Linked DNA regions of Mus musculus: all the other regions are linked to region 3. Evidence: chromatin loops called from intact Hi-C (ENCODE). Cell type or tissue: heart. All regions are shown on one strand.

Region 1 (5,000 bases), 150 kb after region 3:
CCACCAGAGTGCTGGAATTAAAGGCATGTGCCACCACACACAGCTAAGTACTACGTCGTTTTACACATTAATTCTGCACCTCTTCCAACCACCGCCTTCATTTTTCCAGGCGAGGAAAGGGAGGCACAGAGTGGTTTGACTGCTTGCCTCAAATGTGGAAAGCAGGGAATAGCGTTCTACACTCAGGACGTTCAACTTCCAACACTTGTTCTCGGCCTTTGGGGGTCCGAGGAGCATTACAGAGAGTTGGTAGCCAGTGAGCAGGTGCCCTCAGTACCTAGGACTAGGCCTGTAACAGCCACAGTACTTTGAGGCTGGAAACAATGAGTCCACAGCAGCGATCTGATCTCGCTCCTCCTCTGACAGGGTTTCCTGGTGAGCGTGCTCTACTGCTTCATCAACAAAGAGGTAGGAGAGGCTGGCCCGCCCGTGCCCCCTGGCGGCCACCCTGGGAACAGCGTCACCCTGAGCGCCCGGCGTTGCAGGTGCAGTCGGAGATCCGCCAGGGTTGGCGCCACCGCCGCCTGCGTCTCAGTCTTCAAGAGCAGCGTCCACGTCCGCACCAGGAACTCGCCCCCCGGGCTGTGCCTTTGAGCTCTGCGTGCCGAGAAGCTGCCGTTGGCAACGCCTTGCCCTCTGGGATGCTGCATGTGCCTGGGGATGAGGTCTTGGAAAGTTACTGCTAGGTAAAGGGACCCCCGTGTCTGTACAGTTAGCATGTATTCAGAGCCTACTGTGTACCAGCCCCAAGTGGAGCAATGCTGGGGAAATGGAGGCGAAGGAACCGGAAAACAAGGTCCCCACGTGTATATATTTGTGGAGGAATCGTTTATGAAAAGAATTGAGGTGTCTAGGACAATCAACTGGAAGGCAATTGGGATAGACATGATGCTTAGGTCATGGGTCATGTTTGAAAGAAGTGACTGGAGACCTCTTGAAGAGTTGGAGGACAAGATTGCTGGCAGATGGAACAGCATTCAAAAAGGTCTTGGGAACAGGAAGAATGGAGAAAGGCTTCCGTGGCTCCACTGGAAAAAGCGAGGGCCTCCAGATGGGAAGAAGTGGGCAGGGGGTGCAGAAACTGGAATTTCATCCCAGGCTCACTGAAGATTTGATTATTTTTACTTTACGTGTACGATTGTTTTGTCTGTGTGTACGGATGTACACCGCAGGCATGCAGCCCCTGCATATGCTTGAAGGGCAGAAGACCCCTGGGACTGGATGGTTGTCAGCCTCCATGTAGGTTAACAGAACTCCATCTCTCCAGCCCTCCACCCCCAAGATTCTTAGCAGCAGTGTCTCCTGGGCTGTTTTCCATGGTTCTCTGTTCGTTATTAGGGGCAGTGAGTTGGGAGCCCAGTGAGAGGAATGTAGGTGGCTGGACCAGAACGGAGGCCACAGAGAGGTGGGAAGGATTTGTTGAGGGATCCCAGGATCAAAGGAGACTGCCATGACCAAAGGAGAGAGGTTCAAAGGCTCTGGGGTGGGAGGCTCTTTGCCTGTGTTAGGCTGTGGGAGAAGCCGAGCAGCAGGACACAGAGCTATATGAGTGAGAGCTGGCAGCCAAGCAAGAGGGCCTGGGGTCAGTGAGGTAGACAGATCCTTCCGCCTCCCAGACACACCCACCCCCACCCCACAGCCATTCACACCACACCCCTCCTTTATTAGTAGCGGCTGCTGGATTTTTCCCCAAGGTTCCCAGAAAGATGTGTCTCATAGCTGACTCACACTCCACGATTTAAGACTTTGGCTTCTGGTGGAGTGGAGACTGTAGTAAATCAAGCTTCTTTACGGAGTGGGAGGAGGCCAGGCTAGAAAGGGAGATGACTAGGGTGTGTGTGAGGTCGTCTGCTGTAGATGAGTGAGGCTCAACTGGAGCAATGTGTTGGCGCAAAAACCCCACGAACACCACACTGCTACTGTACCCTGCCCTGAGCTAATCTCTATTGAAATCTAAGACATATGTACAATTAAAGTCGTGCATGTGAGCATGCTGCTTGTTTGGAAGGCAACACAGAAATATCAGACCCAGACAAGGGGTGGCGCTGTAACCCCAGCATCTGGGAGGCTTAGCTGAAAGAACACAGGTTGGCTATCTGAACCTCGGAGATCGTCTCAAACAGCAAAAGCAGCGGGAACCAGCCTTGCTCAGTTCTTAATTGGGCTACTGCATTAGCTGTCACTAAACTCCGTCTGAGGACCTCCACTTTGGCTTTTATCTCTGGAAAGGATTATCTGAAGGCAATCAAAGGCGGAGGCTGAACTGTTGCATGTTCAAAACCAGCCTTATTTACTTGCCTAGTCTCAGACCAGTTAGAGCTAGCCTTTTCCCCAATCCCATCATCCAAGAAGCTGAGGCAGAAGTGTTGCTCCAATCTGAGGCCAGCCTAGGCTATATAACAAGACCCTGTCAAAACAGAAAGGGCCAGGGGAGATGGCTCACTCAGTGGGCAAAGTGCTGGCCACAACAGTCTTGGGACCAGAACTCTGGCCCATAGTGCCCACATACGGGGAAGAGTGAAGATTTCCCATGTGACCCCAGGTCTCCATAACATACAAATGTGTGCACATGTACCCATTTACATGTGAACACACATATGCACACATACAAACTACCCCTGTCACATGCAATTAAGAAAAAAAAAAAAGGTAGATAAAAGCACCGTTTGGACAGCCAGGTATCCTGGACTGTAACCCTGACATTCAGAGAGGCAAGCGAAGTTTCCATGTCTGGTGAGGAGTGTTCAGGGTGACAGACAGGGCAGGAACTACAGCTTTGAGCCTGTGACCTGAAGACTCAGTCCAGTCCTGCTCCTGGGTGAAATAAGTGGGCTTCACTGGACTGACATTGCCCACCAGCTTGGCTGCAAAGCTTACAATTTTACTTTTATTATTTACTTGGGCTTTTTGAGACAGGGTGTCTCAGTGTAGTCCTGGCCATCCAGAATACATAGCTCTAAAGGCCCAGCAGCCACACTGGCACTCTGTAGGTCACCACACGGAGTGGCCGGCTGTCTTCCTCCATGGCAGTCGCCAACTTCCCTGGCAAGAGACCAACTCCCTTTCTTTTCCTTCCCAGAATGCAGAGGGAGGTTGCAGGTTTTGTGAGCCAGGAGGCTCCGATCCTAGGTTCTCAGTGCAAACTGACGAAGCCCAGTGGGGAGCAGAGGCCTCCCTGCCTGGCCCTGCTTCTCCTCAGCACTCGAGAGCCTCAGGAGCAGGGGAGGGCAGGTGCCCAACTTTACCGGCTTGGCATCGTGGGAGACCATTAAGTGGGAGGAGATGGAGGGGGCGCCCAGACCCCAGCCTGTACTTTTCCAAATGTATTTTCAATGGAGTCTTTTCTTTTTGAAAGGAACTCACTATGCCTGGCTCACCAGGAATTTACCATGTAGACCCAGGCTAGCCTTGAACTTGCAGCCAATTCTGCCTCAGCCTCTTAAGCTGTAGGGATGGATCACGGGTACACTCATGTTTGCTTTCATTTTACTTGTTTTTTTTGTTTTGTTTTTGTTTTTGGAGTCAGGGTTTCTCTGTGTAGCCCTGGCTGTCCTGGAACTCACTCTGTAGACCAGCCTGGCCTCGAACTCAGAAATCCACCTGCCTCTGCCTCCTGAGTGCTGGGATTTTACTTGTTTTTGAGGCGGGGTTTCTCTGTGTGGCTCTGGCTGTACTGGAACTTGCTCTGTAGATCAGACTGGCCTCACAAAGATTTCCCTGCCTCTGACCAGGCTATCCTGGAACTCAGAAATCTGCCTATCTGCCTGCTTCTGCCTCCTAAGTGCTAGGATTAAAGGCATATGCCACCACTGTCTGGCCTGTTTTTGTATCTAATTTTAATCCATGTGTATTTGTGTGCAGGTGCCCAAGGAAGGTAGAATGTTGGATCCCTCAGGTTCTGTTACAGGTGGTTTGGAGTTGCCACATATGGGTGCTAGGCATTAAACTTGGTAGCCACTGAGCCATTTCACCAGCCCTGGCTGCCTATCAGGATGTAGCTTCATTATCTCTTACATGGGTGACTTTGGGACATGTCAATGCTTTTCCTGAATCTCAGTGGTTTCAACTGAATGAGCTTAGGATAGCTGTGGTGACGTAGGTCTGTTATCCTAGTTGCTTGGAAGATTATGGCTGGGGGATTACAAGCTCAAGGCCAGCCTGGGAAACTTCCTAAGAAGTTTCCTGTCTTAATGGAAGGACTGGGGAGATGGTTCAGTGGTTAGAAGCATTTGCGATATAAGCATGAGACCCTCAATTAGAATCTGTAGCATGGGGTGGAGACAGAATTGCTGGAGTTTGCTGGGCATCAGCCTGGTTCTGTTCAATGAGAGACTCTGTCTCAAGGGAATTAAGGGCAGTGTTAGAGGACACCTAATATTGTACTTGGGCACATATATATATATGTAAGTGAATGGAGGGCTGGGGATTTAGCTCATGGGGGAGAGCTTGCTAAGCATATGAGACCCTAGGTCCAATTCTCAGGACCACAAAAGAACAAAAGAGAGAGCTCTAAAGTACACAACAAAGCTGTTCTTTCTGGCAGCAGCTCAGGGAACACATGCAAGTTTTCTTGGCTGCAGGCTTCGAAGTTCTGTACAGGGACGCACAGGATAACGTTAGCTGTGACTTCCACAGTTCAGGAGGACAGCTAGGCTGAATGGTGGTAGCTCATACCTTTAATCCCAGGACTCATGAGGCAGAAGCAGGGGGAATCTGAGTTTGAGGACAGCCTGGTCTACAAAGTGAGTTCCAAGACTGCCAGGACTATAGAGAGAAATTCTGTCTTGAAAAGAAAAAAGAAAGAGGACAGCTAAAGGGCCAGAGAGATGGCTTAACAGTTAAGAGCACTTGTTGCTCTTGTAGAAGACCCAGGTTTTTTTCCCAGCACCCACATGGCTGCCTCACCACCACATGTAACTACCTCTAGGGGCATCCAACTCTCCTTTTCTGGCTCCTATGGGTACCAAGAACAGACACATCCAGGCAAAACACCCATACAT
Region 2 (5,000 bases), 60 kb before region 3:
TGGCGACTGTGCCATTATCAAATAGGTAAGCCTCTTCTTCAGTTTCAGAGAGCCCTGCTCTTCCCGAGGCTAATGTGGGTGTTAGAAACGCCTTGACCGCCAGGGGACGCGCGCTCCCCGCGGGCTGGACAGCTGAGCTCAGGGCCTGGGAATGCTAGGCGGGCCCGGGCAGGTGCACAGCTCCGGGAGCAGGGGAGCGCAGCGGGCCGCGAGGGCGTGGCAGAGTCTCTGTTCCCAGGCTTCTTTCTGTCCCTGCCCTCCACCCTCAGGTCTTCTTCCTTGGGCCTCCTCCAACTCTAGCTCTCCCTTCATCTGGCTGCCATCTGTGCTCCACCCTTGGTCTCCTCGTCCGGCCTCCTCTGCCCTCCAGCCCGGTTCCCAGAGGTGAAGGATCCCGTTTGGGCTTCCTGGAGGAGTCAGTGGGATCCAGGTCAGGGTGTTGAGATGGGCTGGGAACACCCAGAGTGCAATCCTTTGCTCCAGCCGGGTCAGACTTGATTTTTAAGTCGGTGGAATGCATGCACATGGGACTTCTCCTAGCTAAGCTTTGAGCTAGCTCCTGGCGTAGCTTCTCAGTCCCTGTTTCCTTCCATGTGCCGTCGGGGGGGATTAAGGCCTTCACCTAGATGAGGTGTGGGCATTGGAGGACCTAAAATATGCAGTACTTACAACAGTGCAATTTAAGGACCGAATGTCAAGCATCCTGGACTGTTAACTCTACCAACCCTCCTCCAAGGTTCTTCAGGGCGACACACATGAGTGTCTGCAATCCCAGCACATGGGACACTGAGGCAGTAGGGTCTCTAGTTCGAAGCCACCCTGGGCTACATAAGTGACACTGCCTTAGAAGAACAAGAGCTGAATTTTAGCTCCCAGCAGTTCAGTGCTTGTGTAGCTAGCAAAAGGCCTGAGTTCAGTCCCTGAGGCCTGGGGTATTGATCGATCGATCGATCGATCGATCACACGCGGGCAGGTTCAGAGGGAGGGATGAAAACCCAGTGTATAATTTTTTTGTGAGAGTTCTTGGTCGGTTGGTTTATATCTCCCTGGCTTGTCTGGAACTCCCTCCTGAGTGCTGGGATTAAAGGCATGGGCTACTGCCACCACTGAGCTTATCTTGTCTCTCTCTCTCTCTCTCACTCTCTTTCTCTCTCTCTCTGCTATACTTAAACTCTCATTCCACCTGCCTCCACCTTCCCAGTGCTATGTACCCTAACAGTCTTTTTTATGCAGTGTTGGAGATTGAACCTGGGCTTCCTGCACGCTAGGTGAGCACTCTACTGGCTGAGCCACACATCAACCCCTTCCTTCTGCGCTTCTAAGAGCTGTGCGTTCTGTTGCCAGTGGTCTCAACCGCCTGAGCCTCTAGACCACAGGACCCTAATTCTCCCACCAGAGAGCAACAGTGACTATCCCCAGGAATGTAGGGCTACGGCAGGATGAGAGGCCCTGGAAGGTTCCAGACAGAAACTGGAAAGTTCCCAGGACCAGCCTCAGTTTCCCCATTGCTAGGGAGGCATCCTCTCGGGGGTCAACGAACTCCACTGAAGGTGGAACTCGCTGTTTCTACCTTTGGGTGATTGCCAAATGCCTGTGTGGACAGAGAGACCCATCCTGACCTGAGCCTGGCAGGACACACACAGCCTGTGCTGGCAGCTGTGGCTATTGTTCCTTAGCTTCATTTCAGGCTGTCACTCCAGCCCAGGCATTCGCAAACACCCTCCCTCTTCAGACCCTTCTCCCCCACCAGCTTCGTAATCCCCCTACATAAGGGCTCAGAGGTGGAGAGACAGTGGGAGGTGCGTGCCTGCCCCTGCCCTCTCCCTGGCTCAAGGACAGACAGACACCTCCAGAATTAGCCTCCCTCCCTCCCTTATCTCCCATAATACCTCAGGTCAGACAGATGGAAGTGGAGGCAACATGCCTCACCTCTGGGTCACAAGGAGCCCCACCCCAGGAGGAAGAAGGTTAATTAGAAAAGCTGGTGGCAGTGAAGGAATTCCTTCCACACACAGACAGCTGTCACAAGAGCGAAGGAGACGTCCAATTCAACTGCCTGTATGGCCCGCCAGCCTGTTTACCACTTCCATTCTCTGTAACGCATAACGCAGCAGTACACGGCCACAGAAGCCTACCAGATCCAGCCCTGCAGTCCTGTTATTCTGCCCTGGGCTCTAGAATGACTTTACCAAACACCACCTATTTCCCATCCCGTGGGGGCAATAAGAGGTCTGACTCCCGCTTCCGCTAGGGGGCGCTCCTGGGCGAATGTGACTCCTCTGGTTAGGCAGGTCTGACGCCCCAGCTAATGACATGTTGGGGTTCGCTCAGCGGCACAGAAGAGGTTGGAGAGCTGCCCCGGCTTCTCACTCCCTGCCCCCATCCCAAAACCAGAAGGTGGGGTGTAGCGCACACAGCCTCCTGAGAAACCCACGCCCCTCGTGCTTGTCCCACTCTTTTCGAAGACCAGGATCCACTAGTCCAGTGCCACTAATTTTACTCAAACACCTAGTGGTTCGGTGCTGAAGGCAGCTGGAGGGTGACCGGGCGCCGGACCATTCTAGAACGTCCTGATCTCCCACATCTGCCCCAAATACAGAGACCCGGGACCTCAACAGCACCCTAAGACACTTCCAAGGGTCCCCAATTAAAGTATTCAAAAAATTCCAGCTCCAATAACTCCCCAGGACCAAGGGCTCCGAGCACCACTAAGAGCAGATGTCCAAACCCCCTATCCATCTGCCCAGTAAAGTCGGCACCCCAGTTCCTTCTTTCCAGGGATCCAGGCGTGAGCTCCCCACACTATTCCCCTGGACTTAAGGTCCGAGTTTCCAATAAGTCTTCCCAGGAACGCGGTATCCGGTTCTGGGGTGGCTGGACCCTGGGTGGGGGTGGAACTCACGCGTCGGGGCAGATCCTGGCACCGGGGGGCTTTTCCTCGGGCTCCGGCTCCGGCTCCAGCGGCGGGGAGCGGAGGACGGGGCGGGGCAGTCGCCTGGGAACAGGTTAGACGACGTGACTCTGACTGGAGGGAGGCGTGTCCCTCGGAGGAGGGGGAACTGCGGTTGCCTGGAGCACCTTGGGATTTGTAGTCCCGAATGGGCGAGGCGCCGCCAGGGACACTTCCATTTGGAGTCAGACGCGATCCATTTGACAGTCAGCCAGAGCTAGGTCCAGAAGATCATGGACGTCCTGGACGGCGAAATGCACAAGAATTTAGACCCTCACCTCACTATGGGTACAAGGGAAGAACCCCTGAGCCCTTTCCCACTCCTCCAGGCTCAGTGTCCCCTTGCCTGAGTGAAGATTTGGACACTTAAGGAGGAGATGGGAGGCGCGGAGAAATTCACACGACCAATACTATGGCGAGAAAAGGACCCACCTTAATCAGGACTCCAAGCCCCGGGTTATCTGTCTAAATAAAACAAAAAATAAAAATAAGGGGCCTCTAATCCTAGTACTTAAGAAGCAGAGACAGGCGCACCTCTGAAAGTTCAAGGCCATCCTGATCTACACAGCGAATTCCGAGCCAGCCTGGACTACATAAAGAGACCCTGTCTCAAAAAAACAAAACAAAACATCACAGCATTGGCGATTTACTGGCGTGCCTAGCAACAAGCTGAACTACAATCCCCAGCAGACTCCTGACCGACGTCCATCGCCAGCCACCTTCGAGTTATCTGGGAATTGGAGTTTTGAAGCCCACAAAGGGCGAGCCCCAGAGTTTCTCGCCCACGCGCGAGGGTGGACACATAGTCTGGAGATTCCTGGCGGAGGGAACACTCCTTCGTAGCCTTGGTGACCTCTGTTCTCAAAAGCCTCAGAAGAAGGGGGGAGCATCCCAATGCTGGAGGAGTCTCCAAAATCTCCGCAGAAGGGGCGGGCAGCGACGCTGACACACCGGCCAGGAATGCAGTCGAGTCTCCCTGTCTCGCCACCGTCCCGCGGCTCCACCCGCCACCCCATGCGCTGCAGTCCTGCTGGGAGGGGGCGTGGGCACGTCCCCCAAATCCCACGTGCACGCGCCGCTGTTTACTTGGGCCGCGGAGCAGACAGGGACCGACCAGCTGCACCTCTACCTGCCTCGGAACCGTGAGGAATACTTCCCATTCCGGACACTAAGTCCACGAGGACATCTACAAGTCTTCCCTGACACTAACCCTCACCCCGTTTCAAGCCAGGCTCTGGGGCTCTGGGGTCCGAGGCTCCTCCCATGACTCTGCAGACTCCTCCCCCTCAGTTTCCCGCTTCCCCTAGACTTCAGAAGCTCCGCCTCTGATTGCTATTAAAATGCTCCGTTCGTACACTTTTCTCTATTTTCCGACCTGGTTCAGTTAAATCTTCCACGTTCGCTGCACCAGGGACTTCCGAAGATACACTCTAGCTTTAAAAGTACAATCGTGACAACCAGAATTCTTACCTAGCTTTTGCAAGAATGCTGCAAATAGATCTTCTGTCTCTTTAAAAGCCGTGGCCTAGGCGAGTCACTGCCCCTTTAAGACGGTGTTGGAAGAAACCACGTGAGCAAAGTTGTCGGGGGAACAGGCACCCTAGATCCGAGCTAGCTTGCGTTTCTGACGAACAGGGAACTGATTTCCCCCTGCAGGGCATCGTCGAGAAATTATTTAATCCTATGCTGTGTGAAATTTAAGAGTGGAGGTTATCCGGGTTCTGCAAATAGTGACAGCGCCGAGCCACGGCCCAGCTCTCCTACAGGACTTGGATGCTTCCGGGTGCGGCTCCACCCCTTGGATCCACGTGGTGGGCAGCGTTCCGCGCAGGTCCTGCGTGGGCCCCTCCGGAGCTGGAATGGCGGGTACCCAGGCCTGCAGTGAGTGGAGCTTGAACTGGTGGAGACGAAGGGCATCCGGGAGGGTCTGGGTGCAGAAGGGGTTGGGGAGGGCTGCCGGGCGGGTGAGGGACCAACGGGTACTTTGAGAGGTTGGCCATGTCAAAAGGACCCCCCCCCCCGACTGTCTCCTCTCAGGTGCCACTCGGTT
Region 3 (5,000 bases):
GTTAGACTCGAAAGGATGACCACGACGCATCCCGGTGGCCTTCTTGCTCAGGCCCCAGACTTTTTCTCTTTAAGTCCTTCGCCTTCCCCAGCCTAGGACGCCAACTTCTCCCCACCCTGGGAGCCCCGCATCCTCTCACAGAGGTCGAGGCAATTTTCAGAGAAGTTTTCAGGGCTGAGGCTTTGGCTCCCCTATCCTCGATATTTGAATCCCCAAATATTTTTGGACTAGCATACTTAAGAGGGGGCTGAGTTCCCACTATCCCACTCCATCCAATTCCTTCAGTCCCAAAGACGAGTTCTGTCCCTTCCCTCCAGCTTTCACCTCGTGAGAATCCCACGAGTCAGATTTCTATTTTTTAATATTGGGGAGATGGGCCCTACCGCCCGTCCCCCGTGCTGCATGGAACATTCCATACCCTGTCCTGGGCCCTAGGTTCCAAACCTAATCCCAAACCCCACCCCCAGCTATTTATCCCTTTCCTGGTTCCCAAAAAGCACTTATATCTATTATGTATAAATAAATATATTATATATGAGTGTGCGTGTGTGTGCGTGTGCGTGCGTGCGTGCGTGCGTGCGAGCTTCCTTGTTTTCAAGTGTGCTGTGGAGTTCAAAATCGCTTCTGGGGATTTGAGTCAGACTTTCTGGCTGTCCCTTTTTGTCACTTTTTTGTTGTTGTCTCGGCTCCTCTGGCTGTTGGAGACAGTCCCGGCCTCTCCCTTTATCCTTTCTCAAGTCTGTCTCGCTCAGACCACTTCCAACATGTCTCCACTCTCAATGACTCTGATCTCCGGTCTGTCTGTTAATTCTGGATTTGTCGGGGACATGCAATTTTACTTCTGTAAGTAAGTGTGACTGGGTGGTAGATTTTTTACAATCTATATCGTTGAGAATTCTGGGTGGAAATGTCTGATCAGGAGAAGGGCCTGCCACTGCCGACCACAATTCATTGACTCCATAGCCCTCACCCAGGCTGTATTTGTGATTTTTTTCATTTTGTTTTTTTGTATTTTGCACCTGACCCCGGGGGTGCTGGGGCAGTCTAGCACTGGGCAGCTCCCCTCCCCCCCTTGGTTCTGCACTGTCGCCAATAAAAAGCTTTTAAAAAACTGTATTCTTCAGGTCAAAGTGTCTGTTTTCCCTGGACATCTACTACATGGCTTCCTTTCAGAAAAACGGAGTTTGGATTGCTAGGGAGGTCTTGCTGGCACTTAGTGGGACGCCTAATGAATCAGAACCTACAACGGGACTAAAAGGAAGTGGAGACTTGCTAGGTTTTCCCATGTTCCCAGGCTGGGCCACCTACTTGAAAAAATAAGGGGCGGAAAAGTGTAAGGTACAAATTTGGTGAAGGGTCTGGAAGACTTCATGATCGGAAAAGAATTTATTCACCTTGGGTGTGCAATGACTTCAGCAACAGCTAAGGGCAAGGTGTAAAAGCTGGGCACACTTGTAAATCCTAGCATTTGAGAGGTGGAGGCAAGGGGATCACTGGTGGAGTTCAGTGTCATGTGGATCGTAGATACCAAGCGCAAAGATCTGCTATGGGGAGAGGGCTTGGTACACCAGGGGAGCCAGAAGTTCGTGGTGAGGGTAGTGGAGGGCAGGTGGAGAGTGAGAGTTAGCCTCAGGGAGATTCTACAGGCAATGATGCAGAGTTCAGACGCTCCTTTGAAAGCACTAGAGAGCCGCAGCAGGTTTTGAGCAGAGAAGGTTAGCGTTAGGTGGTCTCTTCTAGCCCATCCCAGGCTGAGGAGGACGCTGAGGGTTTCAAGAAGGATCGAGAATGGAAAGCAGAGGAGAAAAAGGATCCAAGAGGCATGGAGGAGGCAGAACACATTTCTCTTCTTTAATAGCAAGCCTGGAAAGGATAACTTGCTGCAGGAGGAGATGCTCACCAGTCGGGTGGTCTAGGGGGTTCTTGGAAAAGAGAAGGCATTTGCTCAAGCCTCGGTTCCCCCATTCTCGCTCTTCTGTCAGCTTGTCTTCCATTAAGTGTGTGTCTCAAGGCCACCCTGCTCAGGACTCCTTGTGAGACGACCTTCTATGCTCGAGTTCATTAAAAACACAATTGCCTGGTGCCCTGCTCTCTCCACTGGCTCAGTTACCTCAAAAGACCAGGGCTAAAGGTGTGATCACAACTCTATCCCCATTACTGCTCCAACGCAGAGACAGGACTGAGCCGGAGTGAACAAATGAACAAAAATGACTAATAATGCATGCGTGATTAAATACATAAAAGAGCAGATGACTGGATGAGCAAATCGTTTAAGGAGAGACAGCAAGATCCTAGAATTTTGGAGACTAATTTAAATCCATCTTTGAGATGTATTTGGTCGGAAATTCCTGGGAGGAAAAAAAGTGTAAGTATGAAGAGAGAATAAATGAGAATAGGGGTGGCTTCAGAGAGGTTAACTGCGCGCTGGTCGCTTTTGTACAAGAATGTGAATTGCAGGGAGCAAAATGGGATAGATACTCCCGCCCGAAAGGTGGAATTGAACCACTCTGTCGCTAAACAGCTACAGGTTTGAAGCCTGCACCCCAGACCACTGAGGATCATCCGGGCGAAAGGAGCTATTTTCGGTTAGTTATATAAAGGCCAGATACTACTACTTTTTTCACTTATGGTCATTATTTGTGGTATACAGTAGATAATTAATTTCAATGGTTTCGAACATTTTTTTTCACTTTTTCTTGTGAACATGTGTTTCCTCAGTAAAGTGTTCCGTGAATGACTCTACTAACTAAAAAGTAAGTAGCTTCATTTGCATAGCGCCTTGCATTCTGGGAAGCAGCGCCTAAAGTGCCTGTCTCCCTAACTAAAAGCAGAATTTTTTGCAAAGTGAAAAGTCAGTTTTATTTTTGTTTGTTTGTTTGTTTGTTTGTTTTTAATGGAAAAACTTCTCACGCGGCCCATTCGTAGCAGAATTCGAGATTTTCTGCAAGCGAGACCGTAGGGTCTGACGGCACGCGGCCGCAGAGCGACACCTGCCGTTGCTTTATAGAACTGCAAGTATGTAGGGAATCTACTGAGTCCCTAAGGTGATGGAGTTGACAACCAACTCCCCTTGCGTTTAGACGCTAAAAACCATCCCTTTTTATATCTATGTGATTAGCCCAGGGAAACTAAGGCTCAGACATGGATAATACCACAGCCGAGTTCCTGTAGCCCAACTCCCTAGGGGAAATGAAACCTACAGTTGTGGTTTTAATATGCTTGGCCCAGGGGCAGTGGCCCTATTGGCAGGAGTGGCCTTATTAGAGGAGGTGTACCTTGTTAGAGGAAGTGTGTCACTTGGAGGCGAGGTTTTGAGGTACGTATGCTCAAGTCTGGCCAGTGTGATCCTGGCTGTCTGCAGAACGCGGTCTCCTGGCTGCCTTCGGATCAAGGTGTAGAACTCTCAGCTCCTTCTCCAGCACCATGTCTGCCTGCTTAATGCTTTGCTTCTTTCCATGACGATAATGAACTGTGCCTCTGAAACTGTAAGTCAACCCCAATTACACAATTACATGTTTTCTTTTATAAGAGTTGCATATATATATATATATGTCACACTCTTTAGCTCTGGCTGGCCTGAAATTCACTATGTAGCCCAGGATTGCCTGAACTTTGAAGCAATCTTCCTGCCTCAGCCTCCCAATGGTATTACAGGCATGAGTCACAACAAGCCATTTAAATCTTATGATGACTTATAAGAAGACAGAAAATCAGAGTTCCTTTACCTAGTTCACAGATCCCTACAATCTAACCTCGTTCGCTCCATAAACAGCCCTACCCCACCCTCCTGGAACTGCTTTGAGGAATGCTGCAGGCTCTCACAGGCACACTCCTCCTTGGTTAATCTCTTCAGCCTGGTTGCCTTCCCTCCCCATGTCCATGTGGCCCAAAGCCTCTCATCCTGTTCTCAAATACCACTAGCTAGTAAGGCCTCCCCGACCTGACCCCGGTTTAAATATTAGAAAAGGGTCACTTTCTCCCCTGCCACAGACAACCAAACCACCATATGCTTGTCACTTACTACCTGACTATGAAGGTGAATAGATGTCTTCACAACCTTTCTCTGAGCCTCAGTTTCCCCACCTGCATAATGCATCTGAGACACAGAATTCCCTAGAGCTGTGGTTCTCCTCATTCCTAGTGCTGGGACCCTTTAATACATTTCCTCATGTTGTGGTGACTCCACCACCACCATAAAATTATTTTCATTGATACTTCATAACTGTAATTTTTTCTATTGTTATGAATAGTAGTGTAAGCATTTGTGTTTCCCAGTGATCTTAGATGACCCTGTGGAAGAGTCATTCCACCCCCAAAGGGGTCCCCACCACAAGTTAAGAATTCCTGCCATAGAGGAATCACAAGGAACCAATGAATTACACTTTGGGTCGACTTTTGGGCTGGCCTCTGGGAGGCGCTAGAGCTACATCAATTCTGAAACTTTGTGTGTGTGTGTGTGTGTGTGTGTGTGTGTGTGTCCTGAGTCAGGGTGCTGAGATAGGCCAGTGGCTTTAGTGTTCCTGGACCCATTACTCACCAGAATTCTCCCCTCACCTGATTCTTTGATGTGAACACAATGTCTTGGGAAAGATGTCTTAGAAAGCATCTTTAGAAAACGTTATTTTTTAAAAAACAACAACATTTTTTCATGTAGGTGCGTGTGCAAGGACAACTTGCAGAGTTGGCTCCGTCCTTCTACCATGTCCATTGGAGGAATCACCTTTACCCTCTAGGCCACCTTGCCATTCTCCGTGCAGGTATGTGACATACTGTGATTGTGACCTATGACCTTTCCCTTGCTAAGCAAGTGCCTCATGGAGGGGGCAGTGGCAATAGCAGCAACAGTGAACTAAATTTTAAAAGTAGAACTCGGCTGGAGATACAAATATTGCAGTTTTGAAGTTGGGATGGGTTGTCTAATAACTTAATAACATAACCCAGAAGAGAGGCCCCTTGGTCTTGCAAACTTTATATGCCTCAGTACAGGGGAACGCCAGAGC

The links. Hi-C counts contacts between places; a loop is a spot of excess contacts. Peaks named below come from ENCODE experiments on the same cell type or tissue, not always from the same donor. Only the 100,000 strongest peaks of a DNase experiment are listed, where the experiment ranks them.
Region 1: a loop joins it to region 3, with 2.3 times the contacts of the local background. A loop is called at or near these places in 5 of 42 quality-filtered maps.
Region 2: it touches region 3 in a loop (3-fold over the local background); 8 of 42 quality-filtered maps call a loop at or near these places.

The regions. Positions count from the first base shown.
Region 1 is chr7:19,153,054-19,158,053 of GRCm38, reverse strand. It overlaps Gipr (gastric inhibitory polypeptide receptor), which reads left to right. Exons shown (of 14, transcript NM_001080815.1): 13 at 367-408; 14 at 486-929. The coding sequence ends at 686. Among named protein-coding and RNA genes, the nearest start is that of Snrpd2, 5.7 kb to the right of the region's middle. In heart, a CTCF peak has its summit at 2,043; a DNase peak (open chromatin) is centred at 433; H3K4me3 peaks cover 777 bases; H3K27ac peaks cover 787 bases.
Region 2 is chr7:19,359,219-19,364,218 of GRCm38, reverse strand. Cd3eap (CD3E antigen, epsilon polypeptide associated protein) reads left to right here and starts at 4,736. Exons shown (of 3, transcript NM_145822.2): 1 at 4,736-4,831; 2 at 4,988-5,000. The coding sequence starts at 4,810. Ppp1r13l (protein phosphatase 1, regulatory subunit 13 like) reads right to left here and starts at 3,003. Exons shown (of 13, transcript NM_001010836.3): 1 at 2,903-3,003. In heart, CTCF peaks have their summits at 2,041, 2,247 (motif pointing right) and 3,088; DNase peaks (open chromatin) are centred at 1,808, 2,278, 3,038, 4,788 and 3 weaker places; H3K4me3 peaks cover 4,947 bases; H3K27ac peaks cover 4,963 bases.
Region 3 is chr7:19,298,812-19,303,811 of GRCm38, reverse strand. It overlaps Fosb (FBJ osteosarcoma oncogene B), which reads left to right. Exons shown (of 4, transcript NM_008036.2): 4 at 1-1,116. Gm26802 (a long non-coding RNA gene) reads left to right here and starts at 3,019. Exons shown (of 3, transcript XR_881870.1): 1 at 3,019-3,485; 2 at 4,655-4,757. In heart, CTCF peaks have their summits at 2,993 and 4,377; DNase peaks (open chromatin) are centred at 2,501 and 3,043; H3K4me3 peaks cover 2,158 bases; H3K27ac peaks cover 658 bases; H3K27me3 peaks cover 2,200 bases.